Regions from separate parts of the Homo sapiens genome. Here region 2 is linked to region 1. A link is an interaction called in ENCODE POLR2A ChIA-PET data of the cell type or tissue named here. Cell type or tissue: PC-9. All regions are shown on one strand. Links, peaks and the distances in the headings refer to the core of each region. The heading gives the core; the rest is flanking DNA. Region 1 overlaps SLC38A4 (solute carrier family 38 member 4). Region 2 has its middle 65 kb from the start of PCED1B.

Region 1 (5,393 bases), core at 145-5,144:
CCTTGCAGGTTGGTTAGCATGAGTTTTTTTGTGCCTAAATTAGTGTCCTCATTTTGTTCAAGCACTTCACTAATATGAAATAGTTCTTGTATCACAAGTGATTTTCTTGTAGACTAATTTAGAGCAAAAAAAGAGCAGCTACGATTTAAAGATAGTTGAGGTAGAATATCAAAGCTACTACTAATGGTTTGGTCTAGGCACACTGGTTATATATGGGGAAAAAAGGAAAACTTCAAGCAGGAACATGACAATAATCTGGCATTTAGAACAGCAGAGGAGAGTCCCAGATGAGAAACAAGAAGGCTATACCCATATTCACATGAATCAGCCATTCTCTCTTACACATTCCACCCATTAAGAGAGGACAAGAACAGTGGGATTAAAGAAGAAATCCTCCTCTCTAGGCCCCTGACAAAAGAGGGAATTTCTTGCACTATCATGAATGCCAAAATTTATAAAGCATTTCCCCAAAGAGGTAAAGGAGAAGGAAAAAAAGTTTTGAAGACCCATGTCACCTTAGTTTGAAGAAATAAGGAAATGATCATCTTTCTCATGGAAGGGCATGAAAGAGGGTGGGAAGGATTCTTGCAAAATATTGTCCTGTTAACTCTAAGAGGCAGGGCTGCCAATCACAGCTCCAACTCTTCCCTTAGAACAGAGGCTAGAGGAAGTTTACTTTGTCCATTAGTCTAAAAGGAATCCCTAACTGAGTTCCCTCACCCCCCACCCTATAAGCCACACATATGGATTCTTATTTCATTGTTTTTTCTCAAAAAGCTGATTTTTTTTTCTTTTTTAATGACTGAGTCTAGGTGATTTACAAGAAATTCCAAATACCCTGCCCTCTACCTGTTTTGGATCACAGTGTTGGAAATCTGTCATTCAACAACACGCTTCCAATGCATGTGGTAATGTTACCCAACAACTCTGAGAGTTCTGATGTGAACTTCATGATGGATTACACCCACCGCAATCCTGCAGGGCTGGATGAGAACCAGGCCAAGGGCTCTCTTCATGACAGTGGAGTAGAATATGAAGCTCATAGTGATGACAAGTGTGAACCCAAATACTTTGTATTCAACTCCCGGGTAAGTGAGCGGTCCGGGCTTCTAATGAGTACAGTTATGTGTTTTCTAAGTTTTTATTCAATAAACTGAGATGGCCTGAGATCACCATCTATGTTGGAATGCTAAACACGTGGTGTTGTCTTTGTTTTTCAGACGGCCTATGCAATTCCTATCCTAGTATTTGCTTTTGTATGCCACCCTGAGGTCCTTCCCATCTACAGTGAACTTAAAGAGTAAGGCAGCCATCATTTTAGCATTCTAATTTGCTTTGAAATTCTGCTCATATGTTCAAAGATTCTTTAACAGGAAACACAGTTTATAGCTTCCTCTTCAGAGAAAATATGTACTCCATCCACTCCTCAGTAACATGCTTTAATCAGAAAGGTGGGAATCAGCCCACCACAGCACTACCTTATCTTCTTTCTCTCCTTTCTCTCCACCATAATGGTTCAGGGGAGGGGTTCATGGCAGGTGGACAAGGAGTCGATGGTTGTAATAATTTTGGCAGGTGTTGGGAATTTAAATTTGAATTTTGTTCGGAAGAAACGATGTCAGCTGGACTAGAAATGAAAACACCCATGACGACCAAAACTTATGGTTAGGGGCAGCCTCGATAAGCCAGTGATGTCATTTATAGTCAGCACCTAACCCTTGTCTAGAACACATTCATTACAAGAGATGTGTCAATATCTGTCCTTTGTTGTCTTATTTGTACAATAGAGTCACTGGCTAGAAAATCTTGTTTCTTCCAGCTGATGGTCTATGGTTCATTTGTATTCTTTTCCCTTTGAAGTTGTTGATATTTGCTTGGGAACAAAGGATATGAACTCATTATAGCTGTTTTCCTCTTTCCTTTAAGGGAGGGTATTATATAATAATTCTCAACTTCTTTAATCTAGACATCAGTAACCTCAGTCTTCATTCTCACTAAATAGCAAAACTTTCCCCATAAATTCTGATTTACCTCATAAAAAATTTCAGAACACTTTCAAGTATTTTGATGTCTTTGATTTACTTTGAAAATTACATGTAGCAGTTACTCCAGAAGCCTGACAATTGATCTTTGGCAGCCAGGTTCCTTCTAGAATGGTTTTCAGAAGCTTTTCAGGTAGTCTGGACTCCTGGCAGTAGTACTTTGCTGACTCTACTAGGTTCTTTTCCTCATCTAAAGTCATCTCATTATGAAATGCAAAAGCTTTCTATGTTAGGAGCCTGTTTGATCTTTATGTTAATTATATTCTTATTCAGTGGGCAAGCTTACTGACCTACGTGAAATAGACTGTTCCTCTTCTAGGGAAATGATTGTTTTTAAGACTGAAGGACTAGTGTTTAAGAAAAATGGAAATGAATCCTCATTAGCTCTCTAAGACAAATTTAAATCAGCTATAAGTTTATGTACTAAATATGTCTTCATGATGAGCAATATAGATATACTTTTTTATTATTATTTTCATTTTGAAAAGTGATTTTTTTTTGTAAGTTTAAAAAACAAAGCTTGGTGTTCTTTCTTTTTCCAGTCGGTCCCGGAGAAAAATGCAAACGGTGTCAAATATTTCCATCACGGGGATGCTTGTCATGTACCTGCTTGCCGCCCTCTTTGGTTACCTAACCTTCTATGGTAGGTCACTCTGAAAGTCATTCTCTATATGCAAATCCTTGTTAGGCTGGTCCTTGACCTGGGTAGGTATGATTTTTAAAAATTGCCTTCTATAAGCATGCTCTATAGATGACACATATTCAATTAATATACTATTTTAGTTTTGTCACTTGACCTGAGGAAATGGGGCCTGATTCAGCCTGGCTAACAAGTTACAAGAATTTGTGAATTAACACCTATTTTATAAAAAATATCCCTCAAACAAAATTATTTTCCTCTAGGGATAGATGATATTTCTCTGGCTAGACTCCATAGTCCAACTCAGGCTACAAGTGATGAGAATGAATCCACTTGCATGTGATAAAGCTCCTTTGATGGAATTATTACCTGCCACACAAATAGCAGGGAAACTGCCAGGTCCTCAAGTTTGAATTTGCCTCCTCTTTACCAGTCAAGTCAAATCTGGGAGCTTGGGACTTTAGGTAAAATTTCTGACATATCCCATTCTATTTTGTTATACTAAATGATTTCCTAAGAAAGAGGACATGACAGAATTTCCTTCAATCTAAGAATGCACCACCAAAAAAAAGTGACTATGGCCACATTAGATTATGCCTGCAACATTTCCTCTCTGGCATCTTAACAGTTCACAAAGGGAGTAGGATTGTACTCCTTCCATGAAGTGTGGCCACATAAACAGATTTCATGGAATCACATATTGACCTGGTAGCATATGTTTACATGAATCAGTGTATCAATATAAATATATTTTTGTATAAACCTCCTTTTAAAGTTTTTAACTTAATTTTTTTCTTACTGACTTGGTAAATTGAATTGCATGTATGACAAATTGTGGAGGAAAAGATTCAGGAGTAGGCCACCATTTGCTTAGGTTTTTTTTCTATTTGACTAATATTTGACTATTAACCAAACATGTGCTTTAGATTGGGCATTAACTTTTTGCCGGTTGTGAAATAATGAATGACGAGGTCAATACTACTGAAGGTATTTTCACTCCTTTTTGTCTGATCTTGAGGTGAAAATCCAACTACGCTTGATTCCATAGATATTTTCTTGTTATTTGTGCTTGGAGTCCTGAATGAAGGTGTTTTCAAGTAGGGCTGCATCTTCGTCTTAGAGTAGTACCCACTGGGAGACCATCTAAAAATTATACTAATTTATCCCTGCATGTTACTTATACTTATTTTAATGAGTTTCATAAGACAAGCAAAAACTTGAAAGAGCCCAAAAATATCTGTTTTAGTGTGGTGATGGAGTCATAGTTGTTGAGCTTGAAAAAATGGTAGCAATCATTCATCCTAGAGTTTACACACTGGGTTTGTAACCTGCATCAGGAGTGGCTGCGCAGGTAGGGACAGGGGAGGTGGTAGGCTGGGAGAGACAATATGTGGGGCTTGGGTCTCTCATCCCCTTCAACAAGAGCACCTTGGTCTCTGTCTGATTTGTAATTGCTTCTGTACAGCGGAGATAGATTTATCACAATGTAAATGAGCTTGAGAGGCTCTTTATTTTGTATTATACCTTCTGCAACGTTATCAGCTTCAGGACCTCTTTGTTCATTTGAATGAAGGTTGCATAGCTAATGAGCTCAGAGGCAAGACCAGAGGTGCCTGGATTCCCAGGCCTAGGTCTTTTCCTCTGTTCTGTGTTCTCTCTATAAAATGTTGCCATAAGTGACCTGTGCTGATTTGACAACACCAAGCGGTTTCATTCTCTTTTTCCTGTTGTAGGAGAAGTTGAAGATGAATTACTTCATGCCTACAGCAAAGTGTATACATTAGACATCCCTCTTCTCATGGTTCGCCTGGCAGTCCTTGTGGCAGTAACACTAACTGTGCCCATTGTCCTCTTCCCAGTAAGTACATAAGACTTTGATGAAAGAAACCTACTTGACCCCATAAATTAGTACATGTGTTCTACCTTCATTTTGATTTAATTATAGGGTGAGTTTGCAATTGCAATGCCTGAGGATATTATTTTCCTATAGCATTTTGAGTCACTTAAAATTGGCCATTTAATGTGTAGATAGAGCAAGTAGTTTCAGGTGGTATTTTTATAGTGTAGGAAAAAAATCATAAAACTTATTTTTAAACTCAAAGTTGAAAAGTGGAGCTGGAGCTTCTGTCTTGTGGATTAGTAAAACTGAGTAGGAGTTCATATAACTTTGGAACCTTGAAAGCCAAAACCATATTAACTTTCAAATCTTATTAAATTTCATCACAGTTTTGAAGGCATTTCATTTTTTTTCCAGTTTGTTGTGCTGCAATAATATACAAAAGTTGCCTTTTTTAACCTGATGCCTTGAAGGCTAATGAAAAGGGGATTCATGTTAAGTAAATTATATACCAGAAAAAAATTTTTCAAAAAACAGTTATGCTATCTATCACATATCTCTCTCACACATGGCCTCTGCCAGACTCACACCAGGTCACCCCTCCCTGGCATTTGTCATTGGTGTCAGTTTGTTCTGAGATCCCAGAGCAGAGCTGGTAGTGAAGATTTGGGCTGTGTGAGTTAAAACCACCACCTAAGGATAAACACAGGTCTTCACCCTCCTGCCAGCTCCTGTTTCATAAACACTGAATTTACTCATTCATTTGAGGGGGAAAAAAATAAGTGACACAGTAACCAGCACTGTCCTGGACATAATGTTCCATACAGGGCTTGCATATGAAGACTATTTCTATAATGACACTGTGGTCACTTTA
Region 2 (5,393 bases), core at 245-5,244, 240 kb before region 1:
GACACAAAGAATAGCGGAAGTGAGACTTTTAATGGCAGTCTTTCCAGATAGGGTGTCAGGTAGGCAGGCACACCCAGGGCAGTTATAGCAGGTAATTTATCTCCCAGCACGCAAATCCCTCTTCCAGTTCCTCATCAGTTGAGTACTATGGGGTTACAATCTTCCCAGACATAACCTTAGTTTCATTATCCCCTTATAAGCCCATACCCCGGTCCCCTTTCCCGCTTAAATTTTGATTTCCCAATAACGAAACTTTCTTCCCTTTTATGGGCTGACTCCTCCTCTACATTCTGTCAGTTTATTGTGACCTTCTAGGTGCATGAGCCATGTGGTTTGTTACATCCACAGGCTGGCTGCCAGTACTTTGATCATGCCTTGAAAATGAACCATTTAAAATGTTTTCTCACAGGACAAAATTTTCAAGCAGAATTAAAAATAATAATTTCTAATTTTCATTTTTGTGGATATGTAGTAGTAGATGTACATACTTGTGAGGTACATGAGATATTTTAATATACGCATGCTGTGCATGATAATCACATCATGGAAATCAGGTATACATCCCCTCAAGCATTTATCCTTTGTGTTACAAACAAATCCAACTATACTCTTAGTTATTTTTAAATGTACAATTAAATTATTATTGACTGTAGTCACCTTGTGCTATAAAATACTAGTCCTTATTCATTCATTCTAATTTTCTGTACCCATTAACCATCCCCATGTCTCCTCAACCTCTCACTACACTTCCCAGCCTCTGGTAACCATCTTTCTACTCTCTATGTCCATGAGTTAAATTGTTTCAATTTCTAGATCCCATAAATAAGTGACTCTATACAATGTTTGTCTTGCTGTGCCTGGCTTATTTCACTTAACATGATGACCTCCAGTTCCATCCATGATGTTGCAGATACCTGAATCTCCTTCTTTTTTATGGCTAAACAGTACTCCATTGTGTATATGTACCACATTTTCTTTATCCATTTGTCTGTCAGTGGACACTTAAGTTACTTCCAAATCTTGGCTATTCTGAACAGTGCTATAACAAACATGATAATGAAGATACCTCTTTGATATACTGGTTTCCTTTCTTTTGCATATATACCCAGCAGTGGAATTGCTGGAGTGTATGGTAGCTCTATTTTTAGTTTTTTTAGGAAACTAAAACTGTTTCCAAACCAAACTGTTCTCTGTAGTGGTTGTACTAATTTATATTCTCAGCAACAGAGTCAAACAGAATTTAAAACTTTTACTTCCTTCCCCTTTTCAGGACTGCTTTGTAGACCTTCTATACCTCCACATGTTTTTTTACATTTTTTTGCTGTGTGCCTTTGTATGTGTGTACATGCTATTCTAAAAAACTAGTGCATAAAAACTATTATTTCCACAAATATAATTCCAGAAGTAGAAACTTCAGGCTAAGTAAAAACCAGGAAAGGCTATATTTGGAAGAAACAGGGATTTTGCTGTTCCTGAAATCTCTCTACCTTTGTGTCTTTCTGTGCTGCCAACAGTGACACCACGTCATGTCTCTGTTCCACAAAGGTTTTAACTGCTCAGGCATGGAATCAATATAGGGAAAGGAAAAACAAAAGGAGTATAATATTCTAATTTAAATCAACAGCACAGATTCCTATAACCTTCATTTTTGGGTGAAGATCATCCAAATTAAATATTAATTTGTGTACACAACTGCAGGAAAAGGTAACTAGTAACTAGTTTATAATTGGAAGATTTTGACAGGCAATTGTGTTCACGTTAACCTTTTTCTGGGACCTCTACAGGAGTGAGATGTCTCTGAATTATTAGGATTCTGCTCTGTAACTGGAAAATTCCATCATTCAATAAATTTTCAGACTCTATCCTTTGGGTCCAATGTGACTGTAAAATGACAGTTAGAGAATTGCAAACAATGGGCTCACAAGACCTGAATGAATTCCAAATCATCTAGTGGGCTTATTGAGCCATTTTCTGAACAATGAAAGAAATGTGGGAAATGCAGCAGCTACTTTAAAGAGCATTATTGTTCAACACTGTGCTGCCTTCTGTGCTATGCGTTCTGATACACTTTAAAGTTTATAGCATCAGGACATCTTGAGTTAGAAGAGGCCTTACAAAAACATTTAAATATGGCATCCCTTCCCCCATTTTATCTTTATATAGAAATATATATTGAAATTAACAATTAAAAATATTTAACCTACAAAAGTGTTGGGAGTACTGGGACATAAGAATAAAGCTCCCACATATTGACAATTTACCATGAGGCAGATGCTGTGCTAGATACTTTACAATACATCATTCTATCCTCATATAAATCCTATGAGGTACTTATTATGGTTTTGTTTTGTTTTAGAGATGGCATCTCACTATGTTGTCCAGGCTGGACTCAAACTCCTGAGCTCAAGAGATCTTCCTACCCAGGTCTCAAGTAGTTGGCGCTACAGGTGTGAGCCACCATGCCCTGAAGGACAGGGATTATCATTTCCATTTACTCATAAAATTGGTTGTGAAGTGACTTACTAAACAGTGTAATTTTAGCAGCAGGGAAGTCTAGGTTGGAACCTGTAGTCTTTCCTAGTTCCAAATCTCATTCATGGGATGTAGTCCTCAAGAAGCTCCCAATGTAGCTCACACTAGAAGCAGAAAGTGAAATCACAATAGAAAATGTAAATAACACAAACATACATATGGGCTGTCCTCAGAAGGTTCGTGATTCGTTTCAAATTGCTGATACAGACAAGAAGTGCCTTAGAAGTTCAAGGGCTCTTTACATAGAGAAATATATTTAGACCAAGAAGTATTAATATTTATGAACATTTATCCTGTGCAAAGTCCTGAGAGTAATGTGACACAACAAGGATAAAGCTAGCATGGACTGAGTCATTTCCTGGAGTGGTCAGCAAAGCCTTCTTGGAGCTGGTAGGAGGTGAAGTAGGACCTGTTGTTTAGATTGGATATAGTTGACTGTGCTAGCAGGGCATGTGAGGTAGAAGGAATGAGATGGAAAAATGTGAGAAAGTGAAAGAACAATGCTGGTCAGTAGGACATCAGCATACAGTTTGGATCAAAAGTTTACACAAAGAGGAGTAGGAGTTAAGGAATTGGAGGTCTTTGCAGTTATGAATTGATGGGTCCTCCGGCCATTCTGAAAGCAACGGTGAATATCAAAGCTTTTTGAACAGAAGTATGAGCAATAAATTTACCTAGATGGCCAGAGAATTTACTCACAGAAAGAGGAAAAAAAATTACTCAAGGAAAAATATCCATCCTGAATTAAGAGAAACTATGGGTCTGATAATCCCATTAAAGAAGTCTATACTGATGATAGTTTGTGCTTGATGAGCTTGGTTTCTTACAAATTAATAGGAAACACTCTCTGTTGTCTCCCATGTAACACATAACTTTCCTTTACCCCATCTATTAGAATTAAGGAGAAGTAGCAGGCCTGGGAAATGTTCATGACAACAATGAGGACATATTTTCTAAGAATCATGCTAAAAAGGGATATAGGCTAGATGGGGGGGTGTATTCATCTGCTAGGGCTGCCATAACAAAATACCACAAACAGAGTGGCTTAAATGATGTATATTTCTCATAGTTCTGGAAGCTGGAAGTTCAACATTGAGGGGTCTCTTTTTGGTTTGCAGATGGCTGCCTTCTCACTGTGTCCTCACATGGCAGAGAAAGATTGCTTAAGATCTCTCTCTCTCTTTGTTTTCTTATAAAGCCACTGTCTTATTAGATTGGCATCCCACCCTTGTGACGTTCAATATATGAATTTTGGGGAGACAGAATATAGTCCATAGGAGAAGTTTGGGTGAAGCCACTTAATCAATTGAACATTAGAGATTTTTCATTTACCTAGGGTTTTGGAAACTATATGGAAGTTGAAAAATCATCACTATAATAATTAAAGAGGTAATATTTTCCATTACACTCTCTCATTGTTTTATAGAACCTGTTCATAATTCCAAAATTTATAAATACTATTCTTTTTATATATCAAAATTAAGCAAATCATGACATATGATTAATGAGTCAGTTTGGATGATTGTATTATAGCTACATGGATTAACATAGGCTGCCAGATCCACCTTTTGCTAATAATAGTTTCCATTTAATTGATCACTGAGCACGTGCTGGGGTTTTACATACGTTATCTCATTAATCTTCACAATAACACTATAATGTAAAGACTTCCATTCTACAGGTGAGAAAACTGATGCTCACAGAATTTAAGTAATAACACAAGATATCGCCAAATTTCAGGTTCAGCCTTGGTTGATTTCCAAGCCCACAATTTCCCCCATACCATCTTGCCATTCTTGATATGCTATTGTCTTTCACTGCATTGATGATGTAACAGATAACAATGACATTTTCCAAAATTAAGATCTTGAAAGAATAGGGGACAATAACCATCAGAATCACCTAGTGATTTTCTTTTTTAAACCTAGATTTAGTTCTTATCTACAATAAAACACAAACATGCATACAAACCCGGTCTATGGAATTCGAATGGCTAAGGATGGGACCTGAGAATCTGTACTTTATCAAGTTATCTAGGTGGTTCTAATGATTGACAAGACTTGAGACTGCAGTGGGTTTAATGGTGACTCCCCAAAATATATGTCCACATTCTAATCTCTGGAAACTGAACATGCCCTTATTTGGAAAAATAGTCTTTTTAGATGTAATTAATTAAGGATCTCAAGATGAGACCATCCTGGATTGTCTAGGTGGGTCTTATATTCAATGACAAGTATCCTTAAAAGAGACACAGAAAAGAATAGAGGGGTAAAGGCAGAGGCAGAGATTGGAGTTATGCAGCCACAGTCAAAGAACGCCTGGAGCCACCAGCAGGTGCAAGAGGCAAGGAAGGCTTCCCATTTCAAAAATATTAAGCTGACTCTTGTAAATAGTACTTACATTAACTGGGAAAAGTCATTCAGTCTAGATAGTTAATCCCATTATGCATGTGGGCTTTATGTGAGTCTTAGAGCCTCAGGAAAGTATTCATTCAATTCCTTCCTAGGTGCTAAGGGTGAGGCTAATATCAAACAGGAAAATTAGACAATAATTACCCAGAGAATAAGTACCCACAAAGAGGGTAGAAGATGACAGTGGGAGGCATCTCTTTTATCCTGTGACTTTGGAAGTGCAAATGCCATTTCCTTCTATTCTTCAGCAAGCATAGTGCCCAGTGATGAAGCCTTTCCCAGTCCCTTGAAAGACAAATAGTACAACATAGACAGGAATGCTTCTATAGTTAACGTGATTAAAAACACAAGTAGAAGATAATTCACCAAGGTCTTCTTGTGTATTATGCCAATAATATCTGTCCTGTCTCTTAATATCATGTCATCCTGAAGGACCCAGAACTGGATACC

Evidence for each region. Peaks named below come from ENCODE experiments on the same cell type or tissue, not always from the same donor. Only the 100,000 strongest peaks of a DNase experiment are listed, where the experiment ranks them.
Region 2: POLR2A ChIA-PET joins it to region 1 with 7 read pairs; 3 of 35 experiments call an interaction of 5 or more read pairs at or near these places.

The regions. Positions count from the first base shown.
Region 1 is chr12:46,774,196-46,779,588 of GRCh38, reverse strand. It overlaps SLC38A4 (solute carrier family 38 member 4), which reads left to right. Exons shown (of 17, transcript NM_018018.5): 11 at 813-1,088; 12 at 1,221-1,300; 13 at 2,585-2,685; 14 at 4,416-4,540. Among named protein-coding and RNA genes, the nearest start is that of SLC38A4, 49 kb to the left of the region's middle. In PC-9, for the core only: no CTCF peak of the experiment used is centred there; no DNase peak of the experiment used is centred there.
Region 2 is chr12:47,012,171-47,017,563 of GRCh38, reverse strand. No RefSeq gene overlaps it. Among named protein-coding and RNA genes, the nearest start is that of PCED1B, 65 kb to the left of the region's middle. In PC-9, for the core only: no CTCF peak of the experiment used is centred there; no DNase peak of the experiment used is centred there; H3K27ac peaks cover 1,077 bases.